2 separate regions of the Mus musculus genome follow, and region 2 is linked to region 1. Evidence: chromatin loops called from intact Hi-C (ENCODE). Cell type or tissue: left cerebral cortex. All regions are shown on one strand. Links, peaks and the distances in the headings refer to the core of each region. The heading gives the core; the rest is flanking DNA. Region 1 holds the start of Tax1bp1 (Tax1 (human T cell leukemia virus type I) binding protein 1). Region 2 overlaps Hottip (Hoxa distal transcript antisense RNA).

Region 1 (12,071 bases), core at 4,868-7,367:
ATTAACTCATTAAGCTAGCTAGTGGAAGCTAAAGAAAGTGTTGTAACAGTTGGAGTCCAATCAGCAGAGAGAAAACACGCAGTGATTTGAACCAGGAAAAGGTTATTTGAAAATTTAACTGTGTCAGGCGCGGGCCAATATGAACAAAGGTAACTCAAAGGAACTGACAAGGAGCAACAACTACCTGATGCCCAAGGAAGATTCTCTCTCAGGCTTGAGATCTGCCCTTTACTGATGGCATGTAGGGGACCCTGGAATAAATGAGCGCAGAAGATAGTTATCCCCTAGAAATTCCGCAGAACTCAAGGGCTTCTCAGAAATCTGTCATCGAGAACTTCCTAGAACTCCGATACTGGAGTCTGTGCAAGTTGTTCCAGAAGGAACATCTTACTGGAGGTGAGGGAGTGGGTGGGGGTCTTTCCACACCAAAACTCTTTAGAACAGAAAGCATAGTGTTAGTGGGTGGAATCAGTAGGAAGGAGTTGCAGGGTGCATCAGCCGGAAGTCCTTGACTCGCAAGCGCAGGCCGTTGGAAAAGCTGAGTGGGTGTGAGATTTGGACATTGGAAAAGCCACGTATACTGCCAGAGTCTGTTTATTGAGTACACAGGAACCAGGAAGTAGAGTCCTTTTCCCTGTAGCCTCTCCAGTACTTTCCACCTGCCCTAGACATTTTAACACTGCCAGCTGTCAAAAGAGAATTATTCTTAAAGTACCCAAGTGCAAAAAGAGGGGGGTTTAGAACTGAGAGGTACTTCATTAGCATGGCAGCAGCCTATCACTAGTTTTTCCCCTTCTCCCATTGTTTTTTAGGCCCTTCAACAGTTTTTGTTGTTGTTGTTGTTGTTTGTTTGTTTTTTAAAGGAAGTGAATTAGGGATGGGTTGGATTCCTAGAACCCACATGGGGGCTCACAATTGTCTGAAACTCTAGTTTGTGAGGATCCAACGCCTTCTTTTGGCCTCCCTGAATACCAGGCACAGAAATTATGCATACCTATAAAATAAAAATAAATGAATAATTTATTTTTAAAGTGAGTTGCTGCAAATCTAAGGTTTTTGTTGAATTCACCATGTTTCTGCTAGGATTGCAGGTGTGTGCCATCACGCTGGTCACTTATTTATTTATTTATTTATTTATTTATTTATTATATAGTTATTTATTTTGGGATAGTATTTGTAAGTGCCTTGAACTCACAATCATCCTGCATCAGCCTCCTGAGCAGCTGAGATTACAGAAACATTTGCAGTGTACACATGTAGCTTTTTAATTTGCCTTTATTTTATTTTATATGCTTTTATTTTATTTTAATTTTGTGACAGGGTCTCTCTATGAAGGCCTGGCTGCTCTGGAACTTATTATGTGGATCAGACCAGCCTCTACCTCCAAAGTGCTGGAATTAAGGGTAAGTGCTACCATGGCAAGCTATGCATATGTTTTAAAAAAGAAAACAAAAACTACGGTAAAAGAAATCTTATGTACTCTAAAGAAACCTATTGTTCTAAAAGTTAAAGACAATTCCTTTCTTTGGGTTTTTCAATTGAATTTTCCAACTTGAATTTATTTTGTGTTTTTTTTTTTTTCTGTTCTTTGGTTTTATGTGCTGGTAATCAACCTTAGGGTCTTTAATAAATGAGCCAAAGGCTCTGCCTCTGAGCCAGTATATCCATGGGTTCATTAACTTTTCTAATCTCTTAATATTCAATCAATTAATCACTCTGTTTACAATTCTTATATGAAGTTTTTCCCCCTATGCATGCCTTTTCTATAGCTTTTCAAATCCTGTTAATGTTTCAAATGCCTATACAGCTGTGAAATATGGACTCTGCCATATTGATCTCCACCTTCTCAGTACTGTGGATAACAGACCAGTACCACTCCTGACCAAGTTCTTATTTTGGGAGTGGGGAGCAAAGGGACAGAGGATGACAAGATGGCTCAGTGGGTAAAATCACTTATTGTGAAAATTCAAGGACAGAGTTTAATTCCTGGAACTCACAGAAAGTTGGAAGGAGAGAACCAGCTCCACAAAGTTGTCCCCTGACCTTCATGTACTACGTGGCATGCCTACACACACACACACACACACACACACACACACACACACAGACATGCACACACACACACATGCACACACACACACATGCACACAGACACAGACACATGCACACACGTGCGCACGCACACACACACACATACACACACACACGATGAAATGAAACAAAACCCAAACAACCCCCAGGATAACGGTACACAGTAGGTCAGGACAACCACTTGGAGACTCTTCAAGCTGGGTATGATGATGCATGGCTTTAATCCTAGCACTACAAGATCAGCAGGCAGATCTTGAGGCCAGCCTGGTCTACCTAGCACAGTCTAGGCCAGACAAAGCTAAACAGTGAGACTCTGTTTCAAAATAGCAAGACAAAATAAAAATATCTAAATAAATTAATTGTAAAAATAAATTCTTCAAAGTTAAACTACCCAAGAAGTATTGTGGGCTGCTCAGTAAATTACTTCTTACTAGTTTTTAAATAGTGCTACAGCCCTTAGTCATTATTTGGGATTTCAAAAAGCATTAAAAATAAAGTATTCTCTTAAATTTCGTGACAATATTCTCTTAAATTTCCTGACCTGACTCATTTCTTATTATACTTGACCTCACCTGATCTGAAAAATCTGTCTTGAACTTAAGAGATACTGCTGTGTGTTTAATGTATTATTAGCATACTAGTCATGCTTTTTCCTAAAAAATAAAAATTATGATTTTGGGTTGCTGCTCCAGACCCCATGGGATGTCATGTAACATAAAAATATACCTGTTTAAACTCCAAAACATTCTGAGATCCACCGGGCAGATATTCTGTATTTCACTTCTTACAGACTGTCTTAAAAGTCCATTTAAGTATCAAGAGGATATGCATTTATTTTGGGGGGGAGAAATACAGTCTAGAAACCCAAGGAACCATTATCATAAGAAATGAAGCAAGGTGAAAATCCAAATAAAGATCTTCATTGAAAAAATGTGATCCAAAACCCCAAGAAACTATTACAAATAAAAAATAAAAATATCTGCCGAAAATTCATGTTTTACTATGGTTTGTGTTAGAACAGTGTTTTTCTGATTTCTTTTTCTTTCTTTCCTTCTTTCTTTCTTTTTATTTTTTTTTAGTACATTGTAGCTGTACAGATGGTTGTGAGCCTTCATGTGGTTGTTGGAAATTGAATTTTTAGGACCTCTGCTCACTCCGATAGGTCCTGCTTGCTCCTGGTCAACTCTGCTCGCTCAGTCCCTGTCTGCTCAGGCCCAAAGATTTATTTATTTATTATTGGACATAAATACACTGTAGCTGTCTTCAGACACACCAGAAGAGGGCGTCAGATCTCATTACGAGTGGTTGTGAGCCACCATGTGGTTGCTGGGATTTGAACTCAGGACCTTCAGAAGAGCAGTCAGTGCTCTTACTGGCTGAGCCATCTCACCAGCCCAGTTTTTCTGATTTCATTAACTGAGTTGACTTACAATTCGGATTTTTTTCTAACTAGTATATATGTATTTTAACTGGTATGTATAACTATCAATGTGAAGGAAAAGGTGCCTTCTATAAAAGCATGCTTATAAACCCCACTCCTTTCTGTGCTCACATTTCTCGAGGATCGCAGTTCTCTTTGAGCTGCAGGATGTGGGTGCTGGGAACAGAACTCCCATCTTCTACAAGAGTGGCAAGCTCTCTTACCTGCTGAGCTTTTCTGAGGTATCCTGGTCAGATGACTGACAGCCCATTGGAAGGGGGTGAGAGAAGTCTTTGTTCTCTCTCTTCCTTCCTTCCTTCCTTCCTTCCTTCCTTCCTTTCTTTCTTTCTTTCTTTCTTTCTTTCTTTCTTTTTTTTTCCTTTGGTTTTTTTTCAAGATAGGGTTTCTCTGTATAGCCCTGGCTGTCCTGGAACTCACTCTGTAGACCAGGCTGGCCTCGAACTCAGAAATCCACCTGCCTCTGCCTCCCAAGTGCTGGGATTAAAGGCGTGTGCCACTACTGCCCGGCAGACGTCTTTGTTCTTTAGCAGAAAGCTTGGACTACACAGTAGTCTTATGATCATTCTACAGTTCAGAATATCATCTCTCTGCTCAAAGTGAGATATTACTCTTATCACATGTAGGCCAGGCTAGCCTAGAGCTCACTGTGTAGCTGAGGATGACTTTAAAATTCTGATCCTTTTGCTCTCTCTCCTCCAGAGTGTTGGGATTAGAGGCATGCACCACCATACCCTGTTTATTCTGGGCAATTCTAGACAATCACTATACCAACTGAGCTATACTCCCAGCCAGCCCCAGATCCCATTCTTTTAAATGGTAATCAAAGGCCTGCAATTTTGAATCCTGGTTTTACAAACTGCTAATTATGTGGAAGAAGTCCATTTTCAAGATTTAAGCCTGCTAATATCTGACCACTGATACTAGGTTGCAGGCTCTAATGCTATGGATTACTTAGATGTTTTCCTAAGACAGCCCAAGCCCCGCCCGCTTCTCTTCGTACAGCTTCGTTGTAAATTCCTGATTACAGTGTTCCTAATAAAGCCCAAGTCTAAAAGATAACAGAATGAGAGCGTAGGGACTCCGCAGGAAGACCCACAGCGTCAACTAACCTGGACCACTGGGACTTCCAGAGACTGAACCACCAACTGAAGAGTGAGCGTGGGACCAGACCTAGGCCCCCTGCATGTGTTTGTCAGACCTGCAGCTTGCTTGGTCTTCATACTGTCCCCCAACAACTGGAGTAGGGGCTGTCTCCAAATTTGTTGCCTGTCTGTGAATCCAGTTCCCCTAACTGGGCTGCCTTGTCTGGCCTCAGTGAGAGAGTAAGCGTCCAGTCCTATAGTGACTGATGTGTGTGTGTGTGGGGGGGTAAGGGGTGGTGGGATACCCAGGGGGGTTCCCCTTTCTCAGAGAAGAAGGAGAGGGGATGAGGGGTGGAGCTGCAGAGGGGACTGGGAGGAGATGTAATATTGGAATGTAAAGTGAATAAATCAATTAGTTAAAAAAGTAACAGGATGTCTTCACCCTGGAGCAGTAGAATGCCTTAACTCACAGCCAGCCATGAGAGCAATCATGGGGTCTTGAGTAATCTCAGTAAGGAGGTTCTGTATGAAGTTAAAAACTAAAACCCTGCCCTGCATTTTGGTAGCTGTGTCTCCTGACCAACAGAATGCCCCTTTGTGGTTAAATGCCCTGAGATGTCTGTCTGTTCATCTCTCTCTCACTCTCTCTTTCTCTCTCTCCAGGGCATTTTCCCCTATAGTTGCACTAAAATGAAGTGTCTGAAACGCAAAAGATCTCAATTTCATTATATTATTATAGACATTGTGGTTTTGTGACCTGCTTTCCCTTGTGGTTGTTTTCTAGAGCAGCACAGGAAGAAATACCTCAAAAGGAAGACTTGGTTGATCGTGATATGGAAGTGAAAATAATTTAAATTTCTAAAATTACTTTTGCCTTATATAGCTTACCTTTCTCTGTTAAATGTGCAGTTTGAATTGGAACTTCATGGAAGCAAGTGTATTTTATTCAAATCCATCATATCTTGTGTTGGAATATTACTTATCTCATGAATACACTACCGTCTTAATCATAAATATTTCTTTAAAACCCACAATGCCGAACTTAACTTTTGCTTCAACAGCCTATGTCTCTCAACAGTAATTTTTCCTTTTGGAGGACCAGAATGAAGAGATCCCTATTTAAACAAACAAACAAGCAAACACACAGACACCCAACTTAAAAAATTTCAATATATAAGAAACAAATGAATCAGCAAATATTAAGAACCTGTCTTATGGAGGCCAATGTGGACTTGAATTGTGTGGAAAATGAAAGAACTTGAAATTAGAGTTTTGTATATTATTGTTCTGTTTAATGTTATGCTTTCTTCGCTGGTGATACGGTAAATGTCATTAGTTTCATAGCAACACGGGAATATGATGGTTCAATTCGTGATAGCTATGACAGTTCTTGGGGCTTCTGTATATATTGAAACATGTATTAGCTTAGACTGATATTTAAGACCCAGGTCACCTGGCCTCTGAGCGATCCTTCCCATTTCGCTGGTAAGTCAGTTAATTTGTTTCAAACGGACTGTGTTTTGAGGTGACTACATCACTGACCAAAAGCCACAGAGGAAAAAGCTGTCAGGGAAACCACTAAAGGACTCTTTACAGCTAGCGAGTGGGGCGTGTCGCCGCAGAGCATGCGCAGCAGCAGAGGCGGAAGCGAGCCTCCCTGGGGCGGAAGTGACGCACCGCCGGCTCTCCGCTTAGAGAAGGTGTAGCCGGTCTACGCTGAGAGGCAGTGGTGGTGGCCGCGGAGGTTCGGGGCGCGGCGTAGCGTGCGGGGCGGAGGCCCTGACCGGTAAGGTTTGCGGACGGGCCGCGTGCTTTCGAGGTAACCGGCGCTCGCGCTCCGTCTCGGCCCTGGAACCCGGGCCTGGCGAGTTTTGGGAACGGTCTCCGTGGTGACGAAGCTCTCTTTCCCAAGGACGAGCTTCCCCCGGGCCGCGATTGTGACGTGTTTTGGGCTTGGGGTGACCGTAGAGTGGGAAGCGTGGCGGGAGCGGGCGTGCTAGGCCGCGGCTGGCCCCGGCTGGCCCCGGCGTCTAACAAGCCAGGGACGGGTGGCGGGCGCGCTAGGCCGCGGCGAGCCGGGGAGGACCCGTTGGGTTGTTTTGGTTTGAGTCTCCGCTGGAGGAAGAGGCGGGGACTCCCTGTGTCGCCTGGTTTGGCTGTTTACCTGGCTTGGCTTGATCTCCGGCTTCTCCTGGGCTGAGAGATTAGTTGAGTCTTGCTGTTTGGAAAGCAGCCCTCCCCCTCTGGTGCCCAAGAGAAGGCTTTAAGAAATCTTGGGGAGGATCGCTTCGCTCTGTGGTCGTCTGGACTTGATTTCACGACTCCGCCTCCCTCGCTCCACCCACTGCTGACTCTCCCCGGTGTTTTGGACCCGGCGGAAGGTGCAAGACGTGTTCTGGCTAGCGCTCATCGCCCGAAAACTGTACTGTTAGAACGTAGCTGGGGTGTTCGCTTGTATTTCCCTGTTGAGAAATATGAAGTACAATTTGTTCCTGAAAGTTTTGTTGGAAAACGTTGTGGCGTTTGACTATGATAGATTTCCGGCTTTATCGTTATGTTGGTATGTTAGACATTTTAATGCTAAGTATCTGCCAAGTATGCTGCTTTTTGCCAAGTGGTAAAAATTCATGATTAGGACACGAACAAATATAATTAAAATTTTAGTGTTCAATCCCAAAACATTCGAAAATGGTTATTTGAATAACATTCCTTAAAAGTGGGTTGATTAAGTGGGTTTGTGATCTCCAGGTTACCCTCTAGGTGTGGAGAAGAAGCTGAGGCCAAGGACTCGCCTCCATTCTATTCTTCTCAGGGGTAAATTGGATTTCTGTATGTCCCTTTCGAATGTTAGGCAAACGCCCTGAACTTATCTTAGATTTCTGCAAGAATATATTTGACTATGCTAGGAATGACTGGTTAACCTCCTCCCCCTCGTCTTTGTTATTTGTTAAATTTCAAATACAGTTGTATTGTATTATTTGTTTTCAAGTTATTACATTAGCTGCATACCATTTGCTCTTAGAATCACAGTCGTGTATGTGAAATGTATGTGAAATGTAACCATTGAGTACCTTTTCTAGGACAAAAATAACATCTTGGAATTATAAATTGTAACCTTTAAAGGATGCTGTTTTTAAAAAAATTTAGACTTATGCGTATGAGTGTTTTGCTTGCATTTTATGCCTGGTTATATCTGACTTAAGTCAGAAGAGGATGTCAGATCTCCTGGAACTAGAGTGATAGATGGTGTGAACCACCATGTAGGTGCTGTGAACCCAACTTAGGTCCTCTGTAAGAGCAGTAAGTGCTCTTAATTACTGAGTCAGCGCTCCATCCCCTAGGATGCTAAGTTGGTTTTTAAAAAAAGATTTATTTATTTTATTTTAATACACACACACTGTAGCTGTACAGATGGTTGTGAGCCTTCATGGGGTTGTTGGGTATTGAATTTAGGACCTCTGCTCGCTCCGGCCCAAACATTTATTTATTATTATAAATAAGTACACTGTAGCTGTCTTCAGACACACCAGAAGAGAGCATCGGATCTCATTATGGGTGATTGGCTGCTGGGATTTGAACTCAGGACCTTCGGAAGAGCAGTCAATGCTCTTACCTGCTGAACCATCTCGCCAGCCGGATGCTAAAGTTTTTATATGCAGTTCTAACTATATATTTATATTTCCTTGGAAGAATTAACTTACCTGTAAATTTTATTTTTACTTATTTATTGGCTGGGTCTTAACTATGTTGTAGCCCTGGCTGTCCTGGAGCTCTGCATGGAAACCAGGCTGGCTTCTGCCTGTTTTCTGAGTGCTGATGTTAAGGTGTTTTCAACCAAGCCCTGCTTCACCTGTGAAGCTTGTTGGTGTATTTTCTTTGGACTGATTGTTAGTATGTAAACTTTGGGCTTTCTGCACTTGTAGCTCTAAAGTTTACATTGTTCTAAATAAGCCTTAATAGAAATTACAAAGTTCTATCTTCTAATACTTGTGGGCCAAGAACAGTGTTTTACAAATGAACGTATTTTAAAAGATACAAAAATTAAGTTAAATTGGATCTGATATTTTATCAGCTGGGATTATAGCGCTTGGGAGCTGAGGCAGGGAGGAGTGTCGTGAGCTTGAGGCCAGCCTCAACTAGAGTTGCACAGCGAGTCTTTCTCAAAAGAGAAAACCACAGCTGGGCAGAATATAGGAATAACCAGCTATCAAGGCTGGTGGAGATAGAGATGGCTTCAGGAGTGCAGATTAACAAGTCTTTGTTCCTGCCTCCTCAAAGTTGGCTGCTAATATCTTTCTGAGGCTATGCTATTCTACAAACTATGCAGAAGACTGAAGAGTAAATAAGGGACTTGTTAAATCATCAGGCTATTTTTATTCTCCTTCACATGTTTCTGTCATTTAGGATTTAAGTTTGGAGACATTTTACACACACACACACACACACATTGTTTTTTGTTTTTTTTGTTTTTTGTTTTGTTTTTTTTGTTTTTTGTTTTGGAGGGAGGGTCTTGCTCTGTATGTAGCCTTGGCTGCTCTGGAACTTAATGTGTAGGTCAGGCCTCTTCAAACTTACAGGGATCTGCCTGCCTCTATTTTCAAAGTGCTAGAAATAGGCCCCTATTTTTGTAATTGAAGGTTTTTAAAAACAATGGCTGTCAACCCTTATCTTAATTATGGTACAAAAGTGTTCATGCAGTGTTTTCTATTGAAGTAAGTTAGACACAGGGGTTTGTTACTAGCTTGGTTTTTTATTTTCTTTTATTGACTTTATTTTTGAAATTTCTGATTGCACACAAAGGAAACAGGAGCAATGAAATTAAGACTTTTGCTGTTTTTTTCATTACCCCCTTCTTTCCTCCAAACACATTGTTTTTTCTTCTCCTGGAGTTTCTAAAGTGAATGGTAGAAATTAAGCCTTTTTACTTACGGTTTTTCGAGACAGGGTTTCTCTGTGTAGCCTTTGCTGTCCTGGAACTCACTTTGTAGACCAAGCTGGCCTCAAACTCAGAAATCCTCCTGCCTCTGCCTCCCAAGTGCTGGGATTAAAGGCGTGCGCCACCACGCCTGACTGCCTTTTTACTTGTTTTGTAGCTAAGTGATGGAGAGTTAAAAAAATATAATGTAATTTATCACCCAGATTTTTTGAAACTTAATTGGTAGGATAGGTGAAATACTTAAAATTGAAAAAGTCATTTAGTTCCATATGGAGCCACTGGAAGAAATACTACCACAAGAGGCTGCTCCATTTGGGGCTAGTAAAAGCCCAAGTGTAAGTAAAGATAGCATGGAAAGAAGTGCTTTTTTCCTTCTTAGTTTTGGACATTTGCTTAGCTAATGCCAACTATCTCCTTATTCATCTTGATTTGGATATTAGTGAATTGTAGAAATAATAAAATTGGGTTTTAGTGCAAAGATCAGTGGTTCTCAGTCTTCCTAATCTGAGACTCTTTATTATAGTTCCTCGTGTTGTTGTGACCCTCAGTCATAAAATTATTATTGTTGCTATTTCATAACTCTAATTTTGCTACTGTTATAAATTGTAGTGTCTGTGGTTTTGAATGATCTTAGGCAACCCCTGTGAAAGGTTCATTTGACCTGGAAAGGAGCTGAGACTCTTAGGTTGAGAAATGCTGTCATAGAGAGTAGTTTACAGCCTGACACACATAAAGAGGTTCTGCTGGTGTTAGAACCTTGAGGCTACAATAGGAAGGGCTCGCTGTAGCATTTCAGACATTGGTTCCTAGACATATGTCAGGCCCTTCAATTAGTAACTGGGAATTTTTAATTTATAATTCTCTTCCCAACTTACTGCACTTGTTTCTGTAGAAATGCCTTAGAGACAAGGAAGCAGAGTCTGGCCTGGTGAAGTTGCCTGGCTGTATTTTCTCTTTCCAACTAAGTAGGACTTGTTCTTTGCTCTGAATGTCAGTCCCAGGCGTTACCACATGGTGATGCAGTGACTTTGCACATGGCTTCTCTTCTAGGTTATGCACTTCGGCATTCTCAGTGAAGGCCAATGTTTTTAGTAGCTTTCCCATCATTTCAGTGTATTATCTTTGAGAAGAGTGAAGCAGAGTTACTACGTGGGAGTCAGAATTTTTTTTTTTCTAACTTAAAACTGATGATTCAAGTTGTGATTCTTCCTTTAACTTTTAAAAATTAAAAGCTATATTTTCATAAAAGTAAAAAAACAAAAGCAAAAAAACCCCAAACAGACCAAAATTGTGTGTGTGCGCGCACGTATGTGTAAGCCAGAGGTAGATGTTAAGCATTCCTCTCTGTGGCTCTCCACCACATTTACTTATTTTGAAGACAGTCTCTTATTGAACCTGGAGTTTGCTGATTTAGCTAGACTAGCTGGCTTAGTGAATCCCTAGGATCTGCTTGTTTTTGTTCCCAAAGATTTGGTGCTTATAGGTAAGTGCCTGGGGATATGAACTCAGGTCTTGATGGTTGCAAAAACAGGTACTTTACCCAGCAAGCCATCTGTCTCCTTGTTTGTTTGTTTGTTTGTTTGTTTGTTTTGCTGGAGGGTGAGGGTGGAGGCCTCATAGCCTAGGCTTGGCCTTCAAATCTCTGTGTAGCTTGAGCACTGACTCCAGATTCTTTTGTTTTTAGTACTAGGATTATAATTCTGGGCCACAACGCCTGGCTTCACACAGATTCTTACTTTTGTGACATGCACATCATGCATATATAAAGCATATATATATTTTTTTGTTGTTGTTAAATCTTGAATCGGATGGTATTTCAAAGTGTGAGCCTCCCCTCTAGCTTCTGGATTGACTTCTTTTACAAAACTTGTCTGTTCTTTCAAGTGGCATTCATCTATCCCACTGCAGTTTTCATCTCCCTATATAATTTTCCAAGGAGAACTCATCCAGTCAGTGGTCCTGCAGCAAGCATGTTTTCTCCTGGTTGGTTGGTTTCTCCCTCATTTTCTTTTGAGGTAGGGTCTCTGTGTAGCCTAGACTGGCCTTGAACTATCTTCCTGCTTCAGCCTGCTTAAATGTAGGATTACAGTTTTTTATCACCTGCCTAGCTGGGTTATGGCTTTTATTTCTTAGTCTTTAGATGTTCTTAGTCTCACTATGAAGTCATGGCTAGTCTTGAGGCAATCCTGCTTCAGCTTCCAGAGTACTGGTGTAGGCCTGTAGCATTATGCCTAGTTAATAAACTTTTTAATAGTTGTTCAAATGAGCAGCATCTACCGCTGTGATTTCTAGTAGAAACTTCATTGAGTTGTGAAGTAAATTAGATTAGTTAGCAATTTTTTTTGTCCTGGTTTCCTTCATTGTTGCAGGGATCTTCTGTAATGACTTAGAAGCAAGTGCTATAGGCAGTTACTTTTGTGTGTGATGTATAATTAATGATTGTATTGAGTCTGTGATGTGCTCTGTAGTTGCTTCTTTGAGTAAATTCCATCATTGTTTTTCCTTTTTTATCAAAAGTGAA
Region 2 (12,071 bases), core at 4,823-7,322, 440 kb before region 1:
AGTCAAACCTGGGTCCATTGGCGCTGACAGCCCTCTTGCATCTGGCCTGATTTGGCTGCATTTTTTTTTTTTTTTTTCTTGATAGAGGACTCCTGACCAACCAGGATTACAGGACCCTGGGCTCCTAGACCCTAGGCTCCTAGGGTTGGAGAAGAAAAGGACAAAGGGAACCAAACAGGAGGTCTGATCAGATTTGATTTTCATTTGCAAATTAAATTTACCTGCCCTCACTTTAACTCGGAAGAGGCTGTCAGCACCATTCTCTGGAACTACTTCTTTGCATTGATCTGGTATTAGGATAAACAGTCCATGGCTGGTTTTAAAGACACTTTGTATTTCGGGATATTCATGTGTTTCTAATGTATCCAAGCAGCTTTATGGGCTGGATTTGCAGGACACCTTACCCTCTGATTCCACCCCAGGCAGGCTGGGGGTGGGGGGCAAAGAGATAATGGCAAAGCAAGAAAGATTTAGAAAGGGGAAGGCAATTGAGCAGACGAGGGGAGAGAGAAATTCTCAAAGAAGTTAACTCCTCAGAATCCTTACCAGTAAACCATTTAGGAATGGAATAAGTGTGAAGTTGAGTTTCTGAGGGACCTCAATCCTGTATGCACCAGGGTGAAAGCAGCGCCCCCTTTTTGGTGTGTGTGTGTGTGTGTGTGTGTGTGTGTGTGTGTGTGTGTGTGTGTATGAGGGGGGTATCCGGGATTCTGGGCTGGCCAGAGCACAGGAGAATGTCATATGACCCATTTGAGGTTCTTGTTCTATAGAGAAGCAATAATGAAGTAAAGGAAACATTTCGTGTTGTGGGGATAATTTTGGAACATGAGTAGTCAGTCGCTCTGTACTATGGTGACCCACATTGATGTGGAGTTGGGAGGTCAAGAAAGAAAGTCACAGACCTTGCCTCTAAGATCACCCCAAGACGGACTTTGAGGAGGGCAAATTATTGGATAAGTGACTCATTCACTGCCTGCTGGATTGGACCAGGTACAACGGGACCAGCCTGGAGCCAGCCATCGGGAAGAGATAGTAAAGAGAACTCCAACTGCATCACCCTCTATTTCTTACCGAGTCTCAAAGAAGGGAGAAGGCACCTCCGCCCGCACCCCTCCCCCGTTTTAGAAGCACTAGCAGCAGGTTTCAGGCTCTGGGGAGCAGCACCCCCTACCCCGCTGCCTGAGATCCCTTCAACCGAGTGATTTAGATGGTGCCGAGAGCTCTCTCCGTGTTCTAATGGCGTCATTGCGCTGTCCTTCACCACATCTGGAAACTGAGACTTCACCTAAAGGACCCTAATATGAGTTGGATGCAGAGGGACCGAATTCCTGTAAATAGAGGCTCAACCTGAAGGAATACGCTTCTTTCCACAGTGAGTGGCAGGCATCCCGACCAGGGCACCAGCTTGCCGGACTCTGGGAGTGAGCTCAGAGCCACTGGGATGGATGCTGGAAGAATGGGGTACCTCCTGGCAACCCGGCGCCTGCAGCTGCCATGTGAAAAGGACCCCTTCTCAACCTGGTTGATGCTCACTGCCCGCAACAAAACAGGAAACCAGCGCCGGGCTTTATATCAACAAATACACCGTAGATGGTCGAGAGTTTGAAGGAAGTAGCGGGTTTGCGTCTAAGTCTGGTGCTGTTGGACTCGGTGTTTCTCCCTGAGAAATCAGCGTGGAGCCAGGAGAACTGGGCCCATAGGGGTCTTCCGTAAGGACACTCCCCATCTGGCTGTGAATTCTTAATAGACAAAGCAACAGAGGGAGGGAAACTCACCAGCAAGGAGAAAGGGGGAAACTCAAGACCCCTTCAAGTACACACTGAGGTGTAATCAGATTTTACAGGCACGTTATATACTGTAACCATAGCTATGTGTGTGCCTTCATACGCACACGCACAGATTCACACACCAAATGTATACACAGGCACAAGCGTAGTGAAATACAGTCATTATGCCAAGTCCTAAGGGGGGAAAATCACCTTGTCAAAGCAGCCTGGTGGCCAGTTTCCTGTCCTCTGGTTCAATTCAGCTTTCTCCAACCACTGGTCCTCCCTCCTGGGTCTGTAAATACGGTAAATACACCTGTCTTCAGTGGAAGGTGAGCGGCCCATCAGCATTTGTCTGGTTCAGATGGCCTCCCCTAGAATCTCTGGACCCTCCCGGAGCTGTTCCGAGCTTGTGAGGGAGCCTCCAGCTGCAGTCCTTTGTCTGTGGGACTAGATCCCTTCATGGCCCAATGCTCTGGGAAACGAAGCAGCTCAATACAAACTTTTGATATTAGTTTTTTAAAGGTATTTACACTTTGGTGAGAGTAGCTGGGTACGGAAGCTGCTTCGTTAATCAGCCCCCGACCCCGACCTTAGGTTCGGCTGGGACTAGGAGCTGGCCGGAAAAGAAAAAAAGCTTCGGGAAGTCGGAGAGAATGAAAAACAAAACAAAACTGCACAAGGTCATTTTCTGTTCCTGGAAACTGAGTAAGTGGGCCATTCCAGGGACTCCCCAGTTGGCCACTCCCTCCCGCTTTGTACAGGGAACATGTTTTCTGCCTTTGCCTAATACAACAACTACACTTTAAAATATATTTCCCCCCTCCCAATACATATAAAGGTGTAGCAAGCCCCTCTACATCCAGTTTATCTTTGACTTTATTATCATCTTATCTTGCATACCTTTTTTGATAATTAAAGCTTAATTATATCCCAGGTATTGAACTGCTTCATTCTCAATAGAAGGTTTTGAGAATTTTTAAGATTGTGAGAAAGGGGTGAACTGGAGTTGTTTGAGGCAAGGACTATTGAGAGCCCAAGGTTTCACCAAGAAGGAACCTGGAGCAAAAAAGATTTGGGATCTTATCTGAAATTGTATGTGTCTTCTTTATAAAAATTACACATGCGGGGGAGGGTTATATCAACTTCTTCTCTGAGTCCTTTCACTGAAGATTTCTGTTCGTTTAAGATTGATGTGGGGGTGCCCTGTGTCCTAACTTGATACATTTTCACGTTAAGCAAATGCTTATTTCCTATTTCAAAACATCTCTTTCCCTATAGACATCTCATAGAAATTTCTAATGCTTAAACTAAGAGAAGAAAGGGTGGACTGAATTGATATCAAAGTTACCATGGTTTTCTAGAAAAAAAAATGTAGCTCTGTACGCCTTTTAAAATATTCCTTCTGCAACAAGAGATTTTTAAAATACTGAATAAAAGCACGAATGTTTTGTTTGCATTAATTCAGTGATCTATTTGAAAATGAGCATGATTCCAGGAAACACTGAAGTTGATTTAACTAAAAACTCTTGGTGACTTTATAAGCCAAAATGACAAAAACAAATTATAGAAATTTTTGAGTTTGACAAATTCTGTGGCCAGCAACTGCTGAATAAGACTCACCCCCACCCACTCCAACCTCTTTCCATGGCCAGAGTACTGGGTTGTTCGTGAGTTTTTTTTAATTGTCCTCCCCTTTGCTGCTAAATATCTGGAATTATTTTTATAGTAAGTATATATAACTCTTCATGGCAGTGGAAGAGTGGTATTTGACTAAACTCATAAGGGTTGTATAAGTTAAACAGGAGAATGTTTTTGCATACACTTTGTGTCAATTTCTAGCAGTTCTAACAGTGTGTGGCAGAAAGCCCTAGAAACGTTCCTCAGACTTTCCTTCCCTTACTGCGGCCCAGGGCTTCTAACAAATCCACTCTTACATGGCCTAGGACACAGAGGCTGCCAGGGTGTGGGTGTCCTGGGTCTCCTGATCTTAAGATGGAGTTCGCCAAAGGAATAAAGGCTTGGGTCAAGGTCAGGGCAGAGACTGCAGAATTAAGAATATCAAAAATTCGGAGGAAGAGGGGAAAACGGGGCAAAAACACTAACAGATAACTGGGAGACAAAGAGGAAGGGAGAGATAGGGAGAAGGAAAATGAGAAACAATGAAGTTTGAATTCCTGACAAACCATTTAAGCTGTGACAACTTAAGCAATGCCTGTGTTTTTAACGTGAGTGGAAGCCCCCTCCGTGCAGAAGCTGGCTCTCTTCAGAAGCTGGCTCTGCTGTCTCCGCGTGCTTCCTCCACTGCCCCTACCACCCACTGAGGTCCCATTTCACAGCCAGGGCTTCAAGCCTCCCTGTGATTTCTCTAATTACACAAAAATAATTTGAACTCTGAGACCCTGATTAGGGCCCTGAGTTACATTCAAAATTGAGCTTCTCTATAGAGAGCCCAAGCGTGTGAATTCCAGCTGGGATCTGCTTCGGTCAGTCAGTCGGTGGCTGAGTTGGGGACAGCCCCTCAAACCTGCTAACAATCACTTGCTCTCAGCCACTTTTTAAAAGGCCATATTTCTTTTACATTTTTAGGATCTAATGTGAGGTTATGTAGGGTCATGGGACCCTCGGCTGGTGCAAAGTAATTTGATGTCACTGAGAGCAAGCAAACTCATTTGTCACCCCAGGAATAGAAGTCCCTCCAGCTTGTGCTAAAAACAGGACTCGGTGTGGTGTATGTGTAGTAGCGATGGTGACAAGTCCAGTGGGCTGGGCAAGGTTAGGGGACTTTTCAGGTAGGGCTCAAAGTTGGGGTGAGGGATCTGAAAGTCTCCAAGAGGTACACTAGCCCATCCAAACTCAGCATGGGACTTGGGCTACTCCTAGCCCTTGCATCCTGGGTTCCTTTGCAATCCAGATCCCAGGGTTCCATTCTCAGGCTAATTCAGTTACAGTCCTGCCTCAGATGCCCCACCTAGAGCTGCTTCAGTAATCTGTAGCTGATTCAATAAAACCTAAGGGAGTTTCCTAGGTTGGGGGTGGGGGGAGTCCCATCCAGTCAATAGGTGGTATGGAATGGGGTGGGAGCGGAGAGAGCCACAGACTTTGCCATCTTTGGTCTGATGCACTTCAGGTCTCTAAAGAGGACTGGCTAGTGTTTGTGGGAAAAAAAAACTGTAAAGCATTTTTGACCTGAATGGTTTCCTCTATCATTTCTAATTTATTGTTATTTTTAAGAAGTGGGGAGTAAAATAACGACCCTCTTTTGAGAATCAAGGGACTTCTAAGCCCAGGTTGGATTGTGTATGGGTGTAGAGAAGGTAAGTTGATAGAAAACACAGGAGAGGTCATTTCCCAAAGCCATGTGTATGGTGTATGTAGTCCTGGTCCTGCCAGTGAACAAGACCAGACAAGGCCCTTCCTGCAGAGGGCTGGTGCCAGCAGCCACCACGTCCTTTGCAGCCTTTGCCTCCAGAAAATTCCTGCACTGGACTCCAATTATGGTTCCACAATGTACTGGGATTCGCACCTTAGAAGGCAATGTAGAGCAGTGTTTCTTGTCTTTCTTTTTAGTTTTTAAAAGATTTATTTATTTTATTATTTATTTTATTTTATGTGTATGAATATTTTGCCTGCATGCATGTGTGTGCACTGGATATAGGGTGAGACACTGTATGGGTGCTGGGAATCAAACATGGGTCTTCTTGAAAAAAACAAAACAAAACAAAAAACAAAACCAACAACACAAGGACAACAAATGTTCTTAGCCACTAAGCCACCTTTCCAGCCCCCTTCCCTACCACCCTCCCCTTTAATCACAAAGATAAGCGGTCTGATGCTACTCTTTCCCTGGCAGTTCTAGGATGATGTGGTACCAGAAAAATGGAGCCCCACCCCCACCCCCAATGAAGTCAGGCAGGAGGCTGCAGGGGATAAACACATCCTCACTCTATGGAAGCCAGTGAAGCCAGCTCAATGAGAGGCTACAATAAGCACAAGGGGAGAAGGTGTACAGACTGCTGATTTGGCCTTAATGTTCCAGCGAGGGTAGCATGTCGTGGATATCCACATGGATGAAGGTTTGGTCTAAAGATTCCTTTTTGGAGATGAGTTGGTGATACATCCTGAACATCCTGGGAAGCTGACCTCCTGCTGCCTGCTAGCTGCCTAGTGGATTGCAATCTAAAGCTGGTGAGCTGTCTTTCCTACCTCTTGCCTTAAGGCACTCTACTATGTAGCCACACATACATGTGTGGGACTTTTCCCAAAGCAGGATCAGGCACTTCCAGAATAATTGGATCAGAATGGGAATCTTGGACAACAAACACCTCATCACTGGATACCAGAACCGCGACCTGAAGAGAAGACCCCTCGGAGCTGGGTCTTTTCTCTCAGAGTGGAAACGGCTCCTCAGAACTCTGGGTTCTTAGACAGTAGAGCAAGCATGTGGCAGGATAAAGGACTGCACTTGAGAGACTGGCACAGCAGTCCAGCAGTGCTGTCCCGGGTTGGCAGGAGCAGAGGATGCTCCGAAGACGTCACTGCAGTTGCGATCTTTCCCCACTAGATGTCTTCCAAGTTAATCGGAATTACAGAGCACTGTTTGTCTCCTTGTCTGAGACTCGGTTTCCCCTGCTACGTTTTGAAGTCCGGAGTTTCTCTGGGAAAGCAAACGCTTTCCTTTGATTCTTTTGGCCCTTTAGTTACCCTACTCTCCAAATCCTAGGCCTAGAAGTCAACTAGAATCAAATGCTGGCTCCCTGCCGGTTCGAGTCGCCCTGCTCACGCCTTTGGAATCTTTTTATGACCTTTGATGTGTTTAAATAACATGGCAAGGCTGAGCACACACCTCGGATTAAACTTTAATCGGCTGCAGTCAAGGTCGTCCAGGTGGTAAAAGCGTTTCCTGTGACTTCTCCTAGCGGATACTGCACGGTCCAAGGTCTGGGGGCACAGCCCTAGGCTTCTATCCTCACCTCCTGCCTCCAAGTAGGCTTGGGCAGGACAAAAGTGGGGCCACCCCATAGAGCTCCAAAGTAGACTAAGGAAATGGAGTCGGAGGTGAACACCCAGGGTGGGCTAATGACCGAAGTGATTTTTTTTTTAATGGCTACTAAGACAGAATAGTTAAAAACTCCAAGAGTCATTACCAATTTCCCCTCACCTCAGAGAATGGTTGAAGTTCCAAAGTCATGGTCAATGCCTTGATTATTTCTCCCAGCATGGCTCTGCTTCCAGGCAGGCAGAGTGGGGGTCCTCTGGTAATGACAGTTAACTTAGCTGATTATACTGGGGGTTGCCAAGCTCATTCCCATTAGGTCAAGGCCTAGAACTCAGGCTGCAGTTGCTACTCTGTGGGCCACACAAGGTTAACGTTTTCTGTCTTAGACACTGGGTCTGAATATAACTTTCAGTGCCAATACACCTGTAATCAGTGAGGAACTGTCTCAGAAAGCCAGGACCAGCCTCTTGAAGTACATTTTAAAAAGGCATCACTAACAGTGACTCATTCTGAGAAAAATTGGAGTCAGAGTGTTGAAGTGATTTAATTTTATGTGTGTGTTGAAAATTTATAATGAACTGAATTTGTTAGCTGTTGGAATTATACCTCTTCACAAAATAGGCCAAGTACCTCTTTGGGAAATTTTCTTTCTCCATCTATCAAGCTATATTTGGATTCAGGAAAGATGCTCAAATAAGGGATCTCAAGGTTTGGATCTTAACCTTACATGCATCTCTACTCACCCTTCCCTCTGGGATCACTTCCTGATCTGGACATAGGCATGCTAGTCATGAGCACAAAAGATACATTGTCTCCAACATGTATGTAAGCCTCATTTCAACTTCTCTCCCAAGTCCTGAGTACTTGGGGGCAAGATCGCTAGTGCTCCTCTAGAGCAGAGGTTCGCATAGCCCATACCTATGGTAATCATAAAGATTAGTTGTGGTGGTGGCGCATGCTTTTGATCCCAGCACTCAAAAGGCAGAGGCAGGTGGATCTCAGAGAGTCCAATGCTAGCCTGATTTACATAGGGAGTCCTAGGATTATCAAGACTATATAGTGACACCCTGTCCTAGTAATAAATAAATTATATATAATTTATTATTTATATATATTTATATATAATATATAACTACATATATATTATTATATATATATATATATATATATATTTGGTTTACATTTTTTTTCAGAATTGGATATTAAAAACAGGGCCTTGTGCATGCAACACACTACTGAGTTATCTACCCAATCAATTATTTAGTAGTTCTATACCCCAAGGTCAAGAAAGTCCATATACTAAAATAGGATTCTGAATCTTTGAGTTGGAGACAAGATGACCACACACGAGAGTCAGTGTTAAAATTCCTTCTTCACAGAAACTTCTGGGAGCTAGTAACAGCACTCTGCACCTTGATCTTTGTAGTAGTTCACAAGTGTATGCATATATAAAAATCACTCAGCTGGGTATTTGAGATTTGTATACTTGGCTATATGTAAGTTATACAGCAATAAAAAAAATTTAAGTGCTTCCTCATAACGACCTGTGAAGTGGGTCCTGAGGTTATTATAATCATCTCCATTTTACAGACCAGGCTACTAAGACTCAAGGGAAGCTAGAGAGACCCAGGCCTCTGGATGAAAATAACTGCCTAAACTTCCTTCTCTCAGGCTTGTGGCTCCGCTGGTCATCCAGCTCTTCCTCCCCTGGTAGATTTCCCAGGTAGTACGAAGCTCAGGGTACAAACTGGGTTTGCACTGGTGGTTTTGAGGCAAGAACTCAACAATGTATCCCTTCAATCTTCTTGGTCTTCCGATAGAGAGATGGTGGAGAGGGTTTGGTGCTCAGAGCCTTGAGGCCTAGAGAGCTCTAATTGCAGTCTCCAATAAGGAAACCCACATGGCTCCGAATGCATTTTCTTTGTATAGTTCCTGGTCTCTGTCTACATTCAGAGCAGCCGGCAGCACTTACCCTGCCAGCTTTATTCTCTGGCTGCTTCCCACTGTCTACCCCTGCCACCATTTTTCAAAAGCACTGCCGAGGTGAGGGGTTTTCTGAAATAAAGGCTGGTCACCGTTGGATGGCCAAGGACGTAGGAAGAGGTTGTTATTTATTCCAGGCACAGTCGCAAAAGGTTTCCAAAAATATCGAGGGGAGATATTTTATTGTCCAGCCTGTCTGCAGCCTGTAATTATGCGTTCAAGATGTTTAATGTGTGCAAATGCATTAGCTGCTTTCGCTGGTTGAAAACCTTAGCTGGGGGCACGGGAGAGGCAAGTCTGGAGACAGTTATGTCGTCCAGACTCAAACATTATTCTGCCCTTACTGTAAATGGTCAGGCCACCTTTATGAGAAGTCAGGAAAACTTTACGAAGAAGAAGCCACGTTTGCTTTTGTTTTGTTTTGCTTTGATTTTTCTTCCCTCTCCCGGATTGTTCGAAGGGCTTATCTGTCGGTTTTCAGGTCAGTTTCCGGGCAGGCGCCAGAGAGAGAGAGAGAGAGGCCGCCTTGCAGAGATAAGCTGTGCCAGCCCTTGGTCCTCTAAGACCTCGCCAGAGGACCTCATCGGCCCCAGGCGGTGGCTCGGCCTGTGGCGGTGGAGTCCTTGGTCACCCTTCTTGGGTGAGATCAGAGTCCTCCCGCAGTTTGGGGTTGTAGCGGTTTTTCTTCACTTTCTCAGGGCCTGGCTCACCCGACTCTGGTCGCTCCAGATAGAGATGACACACCTAGAAGGCCTTGATTGCCTGAGCAGATCTCAAAGGCGGAGGGCTGAGCCTTGCTGGGGTGGGGTGCAGGGTCAGCTCTAGCAAAGCTGACCTGGGGTGAACTTGCTATTTTGGGTCCAAGTGTTACAGGGCCAGGAGAACAGCTGAGATGGGGGGAACCCCGCCTCCATTCCCGGGCCATCATGTTCTCACCCCCAGCAGGTCCTCCCACTCTCCCAGTGGCCAGGACTCCGGACTGAACCTTGTAAGGTACAGTGGTGGCACCTGCCCCGCACCCTGCGGTCCTCACTTCGATTGTGAACACTCTGGGTTCCAGGCTGTGGCCCGCCTGCCGTGTGAAAGTGCACAGCTCGAGGTTGGCAGGCGATACCTGGCCGCCGCCTTTAGAGTAACTGAAGTGTGCATCTAAAAGTCCTTAGCTGCTCTCTCCCTCCGCGCCCCCAATTTTCATTTCAGTCAGGGCTTTTTAGGCCCTCAAACAAGGCGGCGGCTCTGAGGGTGCCGGGCGGCGCTCAGCTAAGTTGCTGGACAAAGTTGCCTCGAGTTTATGTGTCCCAATCCCGCCCTGCATCGCTCGGTATAACTGGGTCCTGGCAGGAGGGTTGGCTACCGCGGGTGCCAGTTTCGGAGGATTTCTTTGCTCCTTTGAACCATTTACCACCCTCCATGTCTTCTTTTCTTTTTTCTTTCTCTTCTTTGCTTTCTTACAAAAGATCCGATTTTTAAACTTGCTTTAGACTGCTGGCTTAAAACAAACAAACAAACAAACAAACAAACCAACCAACCAACCAACAAACAAACCAAAACAACCTGGCTCGCTGTGCCGTGTTGTGAGGGAAATAGAAAAACCCGTGTGAGCTGGAGCGCTTTTCAGGGCTCCGGGCAGCCGAGGCTTCGAGGCTTGGGGTAGGGAGAGCGGAGGGTGTGCAGGGAGCAGAGGGGATGAAGAAGTCTCAGGGTGGGGAAGTGCGCACACAGAGAACTAAGACAAATCGTCCTAACTTGTCCTTGAACCAAACAGAATCCCTTTGAGGTACAGTTACTTGGGGACTTAGAGTAGGGGGCTCTCAGATTTAAGGGGGGTGTCTCTGAGATGTCACTTCAAATCTGCCTTTGAGGGTAAGAACTCCAGTCTCAGAGAGAGTTAGTGGGTGGTTGCACCCTTAAAACAAACAAACAAACAAACAAACAAACAAACAAACCCTAGGCTTTGAGTAACTTTGCATAATGAGGTTTCTGGGGTTTCTCTAAACCTGGTTGAGATAGTGATGCCTTAGTCAGGAAGTGGATAGGCATTGGGGACTGCAAGACTTCTGAAGGAGCAGACCTCTCCTCTCCTCCCTCCCCCCATCACTCTCCCCAGCTCTCCCCTCTCCCTCTTTCTCTCTCAGTTTTTTCATTCACAGGAGTCAGACACTCTCCCCCACCCCCAAAAGTGAAGTCAGTCTGCTGAGACGGATTGGTGGTAAAAACATATCGAGCTGGTGGTACATATTTCAGACCCAAGAAGTAGCTTTGTCCTCAAGGCTGGAAACTTAAGTTAGAGCCACACTCAGTGTTCTACAGACCTGTAACCTACATATGCAATCTTCTAGAGACACTTCTAGAAGTGGTCTGTGAGGCAAAGCAGAATTTAATACATTTCCTGGCTCAATTGAAAAAAAAAAAAAAAAAGATCAGTGCTTGTATGTTTTCAATCTGTGGGCCTCAACCCCTTTAGAACTGAACAACCCTTTCAAAGGGGTCACTAGCCTAAGACCATAGGAAAACACATATTTACATTATGATTCATAACAGAAACAAAACTGCGGTTATGAAATGAAGTAGCGATGAAAATAATTTTATGGCTGGGAGTCATCACAAAATGAGGGGCTGTGTTAAAGAGGCGCACGGTTAGGAAGGCTGAGGCAGGGAGGGAAGGCACAGTTCTTCCTGCTGGTTGGAGCGGTTCCTGCCTCTCCCTTTTCCTCTCCTATAGAATCACACTTTTCTCAATGCTCTCACAACAATCCAAAACGTGATCCCTTCCATGTGAAGTAGGTGTGAGCAGGGTCTTAGTGCTCCCTTCTGCCAGTGTTCCTTAGCCATTCAATAAGAGCCTGGGGAGGCAGAAATGTATGCCCAGGGCTTCCCGCTGCAAGGAAAGGACTGACCCCAGAGTAAAAAATGGGGAAGAGTTTTTCTTCAAAAAACTGCTTGCCTCCTGGGGCTAGAAGAAAGCGGGGCTTGACTGGGCTGGCTGAGCAGTGGGGAGTTTCCCTTGCAGCTCTACTGACCAGGAATGCAGTTCTAAAGGGCTCTAGCAAAATGGTAAGCAGGTCACCTGGAAGCCCTTGGTTTCTCAGTCCCTCACATCCCTGGAGGAGGGATTATGGAGCTGAGCAAGCTCCAGGCCAGTTTCAGCCTCTAGGTTTGGTTTTTCCTGTCCAGGAATATCAGAGCGTTGCTTAGTTCCTTTCCTAGAGCCCTATACTCTTTGGCTTTCTGGTTTCTATTAGCCAGGGACTTCATGTAAGATAATCTGGGTTTCTCCCTCTGACCTCTGAAACATGTAATTTGGGGGAGATACTGTATTTAAA

What was found. Hi-C counts contacts between places; a loop is a spot of excess contacts. Peaks named below come from ENCODE experiments on the same cell type or tissue, not always from the same donor. Only the 100,000 strongest peaks of a DNase experiment are listed, where the experiment ranks them.
Region 2: a loop joins it to region 1, with 2.6 times the contacts of the local background. A loop is called at or near these places in 8 of 42 quality-filtered maps.

What each region holds. Positions count from the first base shown.
Region 1 is chr6:52,707,456-52,719,526 of GRCm38, forward strand. Tax1bp1 (Tax1 (human T cell leukemia virus type I) binding protein 1) reads left to right here and starts at 6,274. Exons shown (of 18, transcript NM_025816.3): 1 at 6,274-6,400. In left cerebral cortex, for the core only: no CTCF peak of the experiment used is centred there; DNase peaks (open chromatin) are centred at 6,262, 6,532 and 6,882; H3K4me3 peaks cover 1,574 bases; H3K27ac peaks cover 1,348 bases.
Region 2 is chr6:52,264,379-52,276,449 of GRCm38, forward strand. It overlaps Hottip (Hoxa distal transcript antisense RNA), which reads left to right. Exons shown (of 2, transcript NR_110442.1): 2 at 991-3,225. Among named protein-coding and RNA genes, the nearest start is that of Hottip, 7.6 kb to the left of the region's middle. In left cerebral cortex, for the core only: a CTCF peak has its summit at 6,326; a DNase peak (open chromatin) is centred at 6,326.